Linked DNA regions of Homo sapiens: region 1 is linked to region 2. The links are chromatin contacts, found by Hi-C in ENCODE. All regions are on one chromosome and are shown on one strand. Each heading gives the region's core, a stretch centred on a gene start or an enhancer-like site at or near the end of the contact. The rest is flanking DNA. Distances are from core to core; before and after follow the strand shown. Region 1 holds the start of SAMD9L (sterile alpha motif domain containing 9 like). Region 2 overlaps CDK6 (cyclin dependent kinase 6).

Evidence for each region. A loop is a pair of places that touch in the nucleus more often than their neighbours do. Pooled maps may share reads with other maps.
Region 1: a pooled map shows a loop between it and region 2 (4-fold over the local background). The contact joins the promoter of SAMD9L here to the enhancer-like site in region 2. A Hi-C loop is called at or near these places in 1 of 168 maps with a recorded cell type or tissue (endothelial cell of umbilical vein), 7 of 37 single-sample maps with no recorded cell type and 10 of 50 pooled maps.

Annotation. Positions count from the first base shown.
Region 1 is chr7:93,144,923-93,151,685 of GRCh38, forward strand. SAMD9L (sterile alpha motif domain containing 9 like) reads right to left here and starts at 3,463. Exons shown (of 5, transcript NM_152703.5): 1 at 3,272-3,463; 2 at 1,961-2,224; 3 at 463-1,118. RefSeq lists an enhancer at 2,663-2,762.
Region 2 is chr7:92,618,860-92,624,870 of GRCh38, forward strand. It overlaps CDK6 (cyclin dependent kinase 6), which reads right to left. Exons shown (of 8, transcript NM_001145306.2): 6 at 4,177-4,227. Among named protein-coding and RNA genes, the nearest start is that of FAM133B, 31 kb to the left of the region's middle. Within about 2 kb of position 2,357, at least 5 of the 41 ENCODE cell types and tissues checked have a DNase peak (open chromatin) inside an H3K27ac peak, as active enhancers do.

The sequences.
Region 1 (6,763 bases), core at 2,213-4,712, 530 kb after region 2:
TGTGCATAAAAGTCTTACATAAAATGATGGCTAAACCTTGGAGGATTTTATTCTTTAATTAAATGTAACTTATAGGACAGAGTATGGCATAGCTGCACATGGCTACAATTTTCTACATGGTTTTGTATGCTTGGATTCCTGATCTCCTGGTCTATGTTTTACCCAGGTTTTTTAGCCTCACCCCAGAGCTTTCCACCTCTAGAAATATGCTGCACCGTCACCATGCTTGCTGGAAAGTTTCTTGTTTAAAAATTCTGCAATCAGCACAAGTTACATCTATTGATTCTCATATAAAAATAGTGATATTTCTCATTCCTTTTAAAATGGTTTCATAAGAAATAGCTTATGCACACTTGCAAGTATGTTCATTTTCAAAGTTCTGTTTTACTTTTTATAATTAGTTTTTAAAGATAGCTTTTAAAGAGAGTTGATTAAACAAGACTTTAATGATTAGAAACTTACCAGGGCTTTTCTGAAAACTTCTATCTTTATATTAGAAACATAAAATAAGTCTTCATGAGGCTGTTTGATCTGGATCCCTTAGATTAGTTCCCCTTTCTTGATAATTTGCAAGAGTCACGTTCTGGAAAGCAGCTATGAGGAAGCAGAGCTGTAGGCAGAACAGACTTGGTCCTTGTTCAGTTTGCCGGAGGATATACTTGTTGAGAACGTATTGCATAAAACAATGATATCACAACCAATTAAAATGCAATAGACTGGACTGCTGCTGAGGAAATGTTTATGAAACAGATTTTCCCCCCAACTTTCTACTATGAAAATGTTTGAACATACAGAAAATTTGAAAGAATAGTGAAAAGAATACCCTTCTCCTAGGTAGCATCTCTTTGTGTACTTACTTCTAAGAAAATAAATAAAACTCAAAAAGTATGTGACAGGTACACTTTATCTCTCTTCCAGCATTCCACATTCAATGTGGAGCAAATCCTATGGGGTGTATCTTCAAAATATACCCAGCATTTGACTACCTGACACCACTACCACCTGGTCCAAGCCTTCCTCATCTCTTTCCTGGATTATAGGAATAGCTTCCTTGCCAGGTTCCCTCTTGCTGTTATTGATCTCTTCAGGGACTTCTCAAAAAAGCAGCCGGAATGACCCTGTTAAAATGTAAACATCATATCAATGTTGTGTCCAACCCTGTCTGTGGCTTTCCATCTGACAAGGCCTCACACAATCTGGTACCCTGCTAATCCTCTGATATTAGGTCTTTTATTTTTCCCTCTAAATCTGGCCCAGTCCCCTGACCTCCTCGTTGCTTCCTGAAGGAAGCACCTGCCCCTGTTTCCAGCCACTACACTTGTTTTCCCTTCCTGGAATGTCCCTGGATACCAGCAGGGCTCACTCTTTCACTTTGTTGAGATCTTTTGTCAAATGTCACCTTCTCAGCAAGGCACTGTTTGGCCAGCCTACTGAAAACTTTATCCCACCTCCCAACATTTCCTATCCCTCTTCTGGCTTCATTTTTTATCTACTTAGGACTTACAAGCAGCAAATATTTTATATATTTTAACCTATTTATTTTCTGTCCAACCCATTATTCTATGCACTCCATAAGGACAAATTTCTTTACATTTTGTTCATTATCTGGCATTGCCTAGCACATAATAGCTTCTTAACAAAAATCTGTTAAATGAGTAACACATTTTCTTAGAGTAGTTAAAAGTAATGAATATTTGAAAGGCCTTGAGCTACCAGTGTCTGTGGGTCAAAGGACTTCCTCATTTTCCTAGGGAAATTATTTCGCTTGGCTGGAACTCCAGGTAGAAATCTGGGGAAATCTCTTTACTGTGCTACCCGTTAGGCCAGAATGAACTCCAGCTTCTATCATCTGGTCACAAATAATGAAAAGGAAGTTTTTTTTTCAAAAGGAAAGCAAAACAAATGAATATATTTTCTCCTGCAGTTTTTGTAGATACCCTAGTTACAGACTACACCTTACCAACTTTCTGCTGTGTCACTCACAGTCACCGAATGAGGCCATTTCTCACACAGCGTTTTCCCTGGAGGAGGTCCCTTTTGACTCTAGGTCCCCAGTGTCTTAAGACCTTTGCTGTTTTCACCCTCTGCCTTTGCTGGGAAGCTGCTCTTCTGGCAAGGGGCTTACACTTTCCACAGACACAGTCTGCTCGGGTGAGATGCAATACCTTCTTTTAGCTGGTGTCCTCTTTCAGAAATTTAACCAGCCAGTCTCTCTCTGGAAATGCTAAAGATGGAAAAAACAGACTCCAGATTTTTTCTTTCGTTTTAGCCAGTACAATTTTAAGAGCATCTGGATGTATGCTGTTGGAACTAAGTAACAATCAAAATGACCATGATTAGTGTGGACAAATTTTGTGATTGCCTTGACTTAAGTCTTGGCTTTCTAGGGGCCCTCAGTGTCCTGTTTTGAAACAATTGTGAAGACAAATATTATCTTTAGCAACGTTGGTTATTGACAAAGGAGTTGCAGGTTGGCATCCTCAACACTTCAGTTTTCTCTCTTTGATGCTCAGCAAGAATTTCCAAGTCAGCAAACTCTCAGGGACAAGCCCACCCCATCTTTGAGAGACCCTCAGCAACACCGCTGATATCCATGCCCTAGGGAGGTGTTCTGCTCTGCAGGATTCTTAGAACTGATGTAGGGGAAACACACTTCAGAATCTGGCTGTAGCCCAGGAGAGCTACCCACACCCTCCTTGCATAGTCTGGCAGACAGAAGCCACACAAGCAAGTTAGTTTCGTTTTCCTGAAGAACACTTTGCATTTTTTTTCTTAGTTTTCAACCAGATTGCTGGATAAGATGTATGTGAATGAAATACTTTAATAGAATAATATTTAGCCTCTGCAGAGTATTAACTTTGATAAAATGTAAAAGTTTTAATAACATCTTACGTTATGAAGACAGAATTTTGTGTAATTACACAAGATCACACGTTCCTTTAGAATCTTCAGTGCTTAAATTCCTGACCCTGTTTGCATCGTTTCTCTATCCTCTTTTCCAAAGCCTGCCTGCCACAATCAGAAACCCTCCCACTATCCTAATTACACTTAATGGTATGTTTCTTTTTAGAAGAGCACTTACAAAGTTATTATCAGTTAAATATACTGACATGTATTTAATCCATTGATTTTTCTAATTACTCTAGTATTTTTATAAGTAATCGTTTATGTACAAACATATATTTATATAAAAAGTACAGCTGAAGTTTTAAAAAATAGCTGTCGCCTCAAAAGCATAACAAATAAAGGTTTAATGATTCAGTTTACTTACCAGGATTTTCCTGAAAATGTCATCGTTTTATATCAGAAACTTGAAACAGGCCATTTGAACTTTTGCTGTCTCATTCCTCTTCTGATGGCTAGGAGACATGAAGTGTAAGGATCCTTTTTTAAAAACTGAGGCATTAAATTGTGAAGTCTTCTGTTCTCCCAGTACTCTGACTTTCTGAGGGTGTGTCAGAGTGCCAGTTGAGAAGCAGGAGGAAGTTGAAGTATAGACAGTTTCAGTTTTGCTTTAGAACATTCTTTTTTCTTGAGTTTAGAAGGATCTGAAATGTTTTTTAATCAATAACATTACCAAAAATATCAATAAATTTGAATCACTGCTTAGAAACTGTTTACCAGGCAGATTTTTAAGTTATAAGAGTTAAGGAATAAGGAAACAACAAACAAACAAACAAAAAAACCCAGTGACCCAAAAAACTACCTACAGGACAAAGAGAATGGAAATACCAGGGAGAAAATTAATATGTCAGTGCAATCTAAGTTCCTGTTACTGGTTGAATTGTGTCCCCCAAACATTCATATGTTAAAGTCCTAATCCTCACTCCCTCCAAATGTAACTGTATTTGGAGATAAGGTCTTTCAGGAGATAATTAAGTTAAAATGAGGTCATTAGAGTGTCTGTAATTGAATCTGACTGTGTCCTTGTAAGAAGACGAGATTGGGACACAGACACATACAGAGGGAAGACCATGTGAAGACACAAAGAAAAGATGGCCATCTACAAGCCAAGGAGAGAGACATCAGAAGAAACCAACCCTGATAATGTCAGAGACATTCGAACCAGAGTGACTCCATTTTGAATGAGGGCTACGAAAATGAGGCTGAGACTTGCTGGGCTGCCTTCTCAGAAAGGTAGGCATTCCTAGCCTCTAGATGTTTATGATTAAGGGAGCAAATTAATAATATTTACTAAGCAGACCGTGACTTGGGAGTGTCCAGATATCCCAATATCTGGAGAACAGAGGCATTCTTAATTTTGCTTTAAAGAAAATAATATTGATTCTTGCAAAATACACTAATTAAGAAAATTAATTCTTTATCAGAAACCCTTGTAGCAAAACACATCTCTCCATATATACAAGCATTGTACCTAGGGTGGATGTGTTCCTCCTCTTACTTTCGGGAACGTCCTACTCTGTCTGTGGAGTAGCTGTCCTTTTACCACTGTACTTTCTTAATAAACTTGCTTTTACTTTGCACTGTGGACTCGCCCTGAATTCTTTCTTGCATGAGCTCCAAGAACCCTCTCTAGGGGTCTGGATTGGAACCCTGGTCCTGTAACATTTCTGGCAACCATGAGGGACCGATACTGAAGAACCTCCCCACCAACCCAAAGGAAATGGACTATAGCACTGATTGGATGACTTTGGGTAAGTGGTGGGGTACCCGGGTAAAGAATGGGATTGGGTTAGAGGCCCAACTTAGGGGAATTAGAGTCTCTCCGAAGACAGGGTGAATTAGAGACCCCTGTTAATAAAAGGCAAAGATGCTTGACTGACCTCGGATTAGAGGACCAACTTAAAAGGTTTAGAGTTCCTTCTAAGATTTAGGGGGTTAGAGGGCCCTCTCAGTAAAGTCCCTCTCTGCTAAAAAAGGGTTTGGCACTGCAGGCTATGCACTTTGTATTAATCTGCCTTGTCCTCCTTGCTGCATAAATCAATTTCTTGGTTGCTGTCTGTGTTTCACTGTCATTTTCGGGAGACTTTATCTAAATGGTCTTAGGGATTTTAACTTACTCTTTTCCTATGTGCCTCCTGATTTCCATGTGTCTGCTCTTGAAACATTGGGAACAAAAAGCATTGACGGCTCCGTCTTTAAAATTGCTGATTGAGATTTGGTATTCAACAGCTATGAGCAATAAAATTAGATTATGTTTTGTTGCTGCTATGCCGACTAGGTGTGATCGAGAAGCACTAGGATGGAAATCAGGGGACTCTGATGTTTTGTTTCACTTTGCACACTAAAAACACTTCTTTCCTTTCTTGCATTCAGGCAAACCGGCTTTGCTTGTTCAATCCACACTGTCTCTATTGCCCAGAACCTGCTTGCTCTGGTCATTCCCATCTAAATCCTCTTCATTTCCCTTGCCTTATTCAACATTTTTGTCAAAGTCCATGTTGTGGTTTATCTAAGATTCATGACTCAGCTCACTTATGTTATTTGGATAATGTGAATCATGTTTGATGAGAGGAAAAGAGGAAAAAAAGCTAGACATACTAGATGATCCTTTAATGCAAGCAACCTTGGTTCAGCAGGCAGTTTTGGGTGGAGCAGAACCTCCTTCTGTCAGCTCTGAAGGTTCAGATGTGTCTGTCCTTTCTCCCTCTATCCCCTTGGAGAACCCTTTGTCCCATCCTCCTTACCCATCTAGCCCCACTCTATACCCACCACTCCCTGAGGAACTTAGCCTGGTGAGTACTACCCCTAGTGGAGCCTCCTATCAACCTCCAAAGGGAAACCTTTGTCCACTTAGAGAGGTGGCAAATGGGGAAGAAGGCACTGTGAGAGTACATGTTCCCTTTTTTTTTTTTTGTCTGATTTGACTCTATGTAAAGAGAAGTTTGGTGATTTCTCTGAAGACCCAGGAAGATTCATAGATTAATTTGAGAAATTAATTCTGACCTATAGTTAACTTGGCAGGATCTCCATGTTTTGTTGTCTCTGTGTTGTACAGTGGAAGAGAAACAATGCATTTTGGGGACAGCTAGGGCTCATGCAGATGAGGCATTGGCTAACAACCCAAACCATAATACATATCAGGCAGGAGGTAGAGCAGTTCCAGATCAAGATCCAGAGTGGAACTATCAAAGGGGCAGTGACAACTTGGGGAGGAGCGATCATATGGTCACTTGTTTGTTGGAAGGGATGAAGAAATGTATGAAAAAGCCTGTTAACTATGAAAAATTAAGGAAGTTTCTCAGGACAAAGATGAGAATCCAGCTTTGTTTCAAGGGCATTTAGTTGAGGCAATTAGGAAATATACTAACACTGATCCTGCTTCAAGGGAAGGACAAACCCTTTTGAGAGTACATTTTATAACCCAGTCTGCCCTTGATATCCATAGGAAACTAGAAAAAGCAGCTATGGGTCCCCAAACTCCCATATGGAACAGCTTTTGGATATGGTATTTTTAGTTTTCAATAACAGGGACAAAGCAGAGGAAGCAGAAGGAGTAAGAAGGACCTCCCACAAGGTGCAGCTCTTGGCTGCAGACTTAAGCTTACCTCCCACATGGGGTTGCCCTCCTGGTTCTTGGCCTGAACAAGGGAAGCTGAAAGGTGGGAAGTCAGAGTCACCTTGCCTTGGGCATTAATCAGTGTGCACACTGTAAGAAAACTGGCCTTTGGAAGAGGGATTGCCCAGTGCTCTGAAGGGAGCCATTGGCACCTGAAGCAATGATGGCTGAAATAGCCAGGCAAACCCAAGAGTGACGGGGTCTGAGACTTTCCAGCACAGCTCCCATCAGACAACTAGTTAT
Region 2 (6,011 bases), core at 1,107-3,606:
CTGAAAACCATTCTGGGATCAGAAATGTGGAAAGAACAGCAAGTGATAAGCACAGGCTTCGGAAATAGGCAGATTTGGGTTCAAATCCTGCACCTGCCACTTACTGGCAGGTAAGGACAAATTACTTAACATCTATGACCCTTAGTGTCTTTATGTATACAATGATAATAACTTACAGTTGTAATGAGGATCAGTTATACTTTATTTGAATTTATAGTAATATATAAATTTATAATTTAAAGTACAAAGCACAGCACCTGATATACATCACACACAGTCAATTATCAATCAATACACTGCCTACTATTATTATAATTAGAAAATGTTATTAATACAAGATGCATAGGAAATACATCACTACCACACTTAAAATATGAACTGCTTGTATCTATGTATAACTTAAGATTCTTTAAAAAATTAATGGGTCAATGGACTTACATAACTTATACATTGTATAGATATTATTTATAGTTTACATATAGGTCGTAAGTAGGTTTGAACAGAGAAAATCAGAGGATGCAGGGACTTCTTTCTCACACAGACTGTATAACTCTGAACCAAAAATAAAATCATAGTTTAGTGGACGGGGTACATAGCTATTCAAATACTGGAACAAATAATTTTAACTACAGTTAGAAATTGTGCTGGCCCACATTAGGGTCTTCTGCTTGGCCTCTACTTGTTGGGACTAAGGCCCAGGAAGAGGTGTTCTTATGAATGTACTTCCAGATTTCAGGAAGATGTGGTACAGGTCTCAAGATCTGTAGCACTTCATTTCCCCTTCCCTCACCTACACGGAGCCCAGGCCATAGACTTCAGCTGGGAAGATAACCCTGTCATCATGGCTTCTCTGCCTGGGTGTCTGGGGAAGACACTGTAATTCGGCCTCTATCAGGCATACTGAGAGAGCTACATTATTGAGGCAAAGACAGATTCATGGACATATTTACTAGAAGCAATAAATAGAAATGACAATGAGCAATATATAGATTTGTTCAATAGTACAGCCTACAATAGAAGTAAAAAGAAAAAAACCAAAAATACCACTATTAATTATGAAAAGAAATGCACGTGTAAGTGTCTGGATACAATGGGACAGGGCAGAGGAGGGAATGAAAAATGCTTGTTAGAGAGCTTTAAAAATTTCCTTTCATTCCTTTTTAGTTGTCAGGTCTATGTGTATCAATATTTTTGTGTATATTCACCAGTCAGCTAGAAATTGATTATATTAATAACTCCTAGAAATATTTAAAATCTTTTTTATTTGTGGCTTTGAATGTATCTACATCTAATTACATCTTGCAAGTATATGATCAACTGAATGCCAAAAGCCTTCAGAGGAACAGCACATCTCTGTTTGTATGTGTGTACATATACAAATAACTTTATATAATTTTATATAAAATTTTAAACAAACACATAACTATATATATAAAACTTTAAGTCTATCACCTCCTCTGATTCCTGTAATAATTTCCTAAGACATGTAAGTCAGGTGTTATTAGTCTCATTTTATAGATGGGGAAATTGAGAATGAGGAATAAAATGAACTGCCAAAGTCACAGATAGCAAGCTCAGTCACAGAGTCCAGAGTGAGTTCCGTTCTCTCTATTCCAATATTTTATTTCCATTTAGCTATGACATCATTCTTAAAAATGCTCTAAGATGTCACAGGCTAAAACTATTGTTTCACTTTTAATACTTGCTATTACTTGAAGGCTTAAATCTTCCTAAACACAGAAATGTTTTTCCCTTTAAGAGTATGTGAACATGGACCAGGTGGGGTGGCTGTAATCCCAGCAGTTTGGAAGGCCGAGGCAAGTGGACCACTTGACCCCAGGAGTTCAAGACCAGCCTGGGCAACATGGTGAAACTCCATCTCTATAAAAAATATAAAAATTAGCTGGTTGTGGTGCCCTGTGCCTGTAGTCCCAGCTACTTGGGAGGCTTAGATAGGAGGATTACTTGAGCTCGGAAGGCCAAGGCTTCAGTGAGCCAAGATCGCACCACTGTACTCCAGCCTGGACAACAGGGCAAGACCTTGTCTCCAAAGAAAAAAATAAAAAAGAGTATGTGAATATGGCTTTCCTTAAAAAAAATTTGGTTTCATGTCCAGAATGAACTTTTATGGCCCAAATATGTGTTGTGAAATTCTGATAGGTCCATTAAAAATGCTTGCACTTAATTCCACTATTTGGACTGCTGAATATAAGCCTTAAAAGTTGACATTTATATTGGCAAGCCCAACAGGGCACAAAATCTATAAATGGCAGTGATGGAGGAGACAGAAATATTTTTTCAAGTACTTCAGCAGTGACGCTAGGGTGCAGCATTGTCCCTTTTCTCTGGCAAGGTAATGCATTCAGAGGAAACAGAACATAATTTTGATGACACAATGCCAGAAACCACAAAGTAAAATCTAAAGGCACAAACCATAGAACTCTACAGCTTCTTTGCTGTTGGCAACCTACGATTGTCAGGACTTTGCCAAAAGCAGAACTGGCTTTTCTTTGGAAGCAGGTCAAACATGCCGGTCAAATGTTCCTTCTGGTCCATTTCACTGGCCTCATGTACTAAGGGGGCACTAACAATGTTAACAAGATTGCAGACATCAGTGCTGGAGGTAGACACAACTGTCAGGTAGTATAAATAAGGGAAAGAAGGTGATGGCTTTCAAGTCCTGGCAAGCTGACTTTAGTCAAGATTCTCTTTCCTTTTAACAGAAGGTCATCAGTATGTCTGCTTTCCCTAGTTTCCTCTTTATGATCACATGCACACAAAATATATTCAACAGTCATGGGGAAAAATAGATGGGAGTTCATCGAGTGATTAAATAACTTGCCATTCAGAAGCAGGGGTAACATGAAGGCTTTGTGTTGAATTTATCCACTGTACAGAGTGGTCAGTAGTAGGAGCAGTAGCATCACCTGCCCTGGACCCAGGAAGCCCCCAGGCATAAAAAACTAGCAAATGTTATTCAGGCCTTAAAGCTACTATGTTCTGACTCAGCAGTAGCACTGGCATTAACAGAAGTCTAGCTGCTTCTAGTCACTAAAAGAACAAAATCAGGTTCCAGTTTTATTAACTGTTTTAAGCAGTCACGCTTGAGTAGACAGTGCTGATATGAAAATCTGTTCTTTAGGGGTGGTTTTTTTTTTTTTTTCAGTCTTACAGACTTCGAATTTCATAAAAATCACTGGGATTCCTATAAAATGTCACAGACCAAAGATCAGGGCTATTTTTGGTCTAGAACTCCCACTTTTTTCCTACTCCACTCCAATTTGGATGGGCCTTTCAAACACAAAAAACCAAAAAAGGATGCCACACTGCATGCTTTGTCAGAAGAAGTGCCCCAGTTACATTCTAGAAACATGAATGCATACATGCATGAACATGCAGACATGAATGAAACTATGTAAATCATCAAGGAGCGATGTAACTGAAACCAAAGAATTTGAGCACAAGAAAGGATCTTATAGAGAATTTAAGTCAGAGTTTCATTTCTCAGATGAAGTTAAGGAAATAAAAGGTTAAATAATTAATGATGAACTCTAATAGTAACAGTAATAGATAACTTTTTAAAGTGCTTACTATGTGCCAGGCACTGTGTAAGCCCTTCACGAGGTGTTTTAAATGACTTTCTCAAAGTTGCAGAGTTATTTTGCCAAAGACTTAGGGTTCTCATTTTCTATTTTGGTGCTCCAAAGAAAAATGAGATGTGTAGCATACCATCCTTCGCCCAGGAAAACAAAACAAAACAACGCAGAACCAACCTGGGTGACCAAGGATACTCAGTGGGGACAGGAAGCTCACTGGACAAGGATGGGTACTTGGTCACCAGGCATCCCATCTCTGATGGTGGGTGCTTTTGAAATGACCACAAGCAGAAAATGTATTTGAACTAAAAGAACTGGAGCTCAGCCACACGAAGAAAGAGGAGCAGCAAAAAGATCCACACAAGCAACATACAAGCTTCCAGAGCAGAGCAGTTAGGGCTCTGCATAAAACGGCACTTCTACCATGTCTCCACTCACCACACAAATAGTAACACTGTCTGCAGCAGCTGCTTGAAGTAAGAAAGACAAGAGATAAACACATGATATGCATGTCAGAGGAAAGTCACTGTAAATGTTTTAATGCTATGGACACTGGTGTAAAATTATAATTATTACTTACTCCAAGATTTTTCCTAGTTGATCAACATCTGAACTTCCACGAAAAAGAGGCCTAAAAGAATAAAGATACATTTTAAATAAGAAATGTTCTCAGATTACATTTCAATCATATTTGCCATTATCATTGTTTCACAGGAAGCAAAATATTCTTTATGGGTTGGGAAGAAGTAAAAAAAATTGAGACATTTTTCCTTTGGTAAGTGAAGGTTTTCCCTGCATTTCATGTATGGGTTAGGATCTCTCATGAATACCTGGTGGTAGATGAATTCCATGTTTTACAATCACGGGCATTCTGTTTGCAGTCATTCTTACAACAGTGCTACCGTCAAATTCAGTTCCAGGTTTCAAAGATCTGCTTAACTTCGTGATAAGGTGGAACATACCACCATCCTAGTCTCGAACCATAAATAGGTGAGATTCTTTGATATTTCTCAGAGCACTTTTTCCATACTACTCTGCTATCAGAGTACTTCCTCATGGGTCTCTCTCCTTTCATTTGTCCTCAATGCTGCAGTGAACCACCTCTGGGTCTATTTTTCTAATTATACCACTTTTCTTCCTCCCAATATTATGGCAGCTAACCATTACAAGTTCTAAATCTTAACTCTGGGCTTTAGAGGCAATTGTGTCTGCTTCAAACACACAGCCTTCCTTGTCTACATTGAGCATTTAACTGGCAATTAAAAAAGGTCATTTTGTGACATTTCTGGCATTTCTCCAAGAAGATCAAGTAGCCCCTTGAGGGAGGAGACTTCTCTAGGTTTCCCTATAAATCCCTGCCATAGAGCTTTACTCTGACAGATGCAGTTACTAAACATTTTATTTCATTTTGCATACACCTATGGTACACAAGTAAACGTTCCCTGATTCCTTCCTCAACAAATGCCATAAACAGGTAATTTTCAACATTAATGTACTAAAATAGTTGTAGTCTATTATCAGGTATCATATCTCTTTTTATATTATATATCAAATTATACAGCCTTAAACTTGACCTCTTAAATATTTTCTGTGCACAATAAATGAACTCACTATATATGGCCATATATGGAGAATCCTGCAGTCATAGCATTTCAGTGGTTAGAACACACCTTAACGTTTCTCAACCATACTTTCTATGAATGTTACTATTCCTGAAAATAATGATTTCCAAATGCAGTGGAAAAGAATTTACTTATTGCAAGGTGATGGGCTGAATTTTTTTCCCCCAAATTCATGTTGAAGCCCAACTCCCAAGATCTCCGAATTTAACTGTATTTGGAGATAGAGCCTTTAAACAAGTAATTAAAATAAGATAGGGTGGGCCCTAATCAAATCTGACTGTTTTCCTTGTAAGAAGAAGCCATTTGGACACAAAGAGACATCAGGGGTGCACATGCACACAGAGAAATAAACATGTGAGAACCATGAGAAGGTAAGCCTAAAAGAGAGCCCTCAGAAGAAACCAAACCTGCTGACACCTTCATCTTGGACTTCCAGCCTCCAGAACTGTGAGAAAATAAGCTTTTGTTGGTTAAGCAATCCAGTCTGGTATTTTGTTGCAGCAGTCCTATAAAACTAATATAAGCCACCTGCATATCACTAATGCAGCCAAATTCATAAAGAATCACGAAGTTGCGCTCTGAAAGACATCTTGACAGGTCTTAAAAGATGACAAGGTGAGAAGTCCAAGTTTTTTTCTAAAACTTCCAAAAAAAGGCAAAAAATGGAATCTTAACAATTATAATTTATTGAGCATGAATGTTGTATCTGGCCTAGTGCCAAGTGCCCCAAACATAATCTCATTTGATTCTCACAAAAATTCCAGGAGAAATGTAGTAGTACAATTATCCCTAT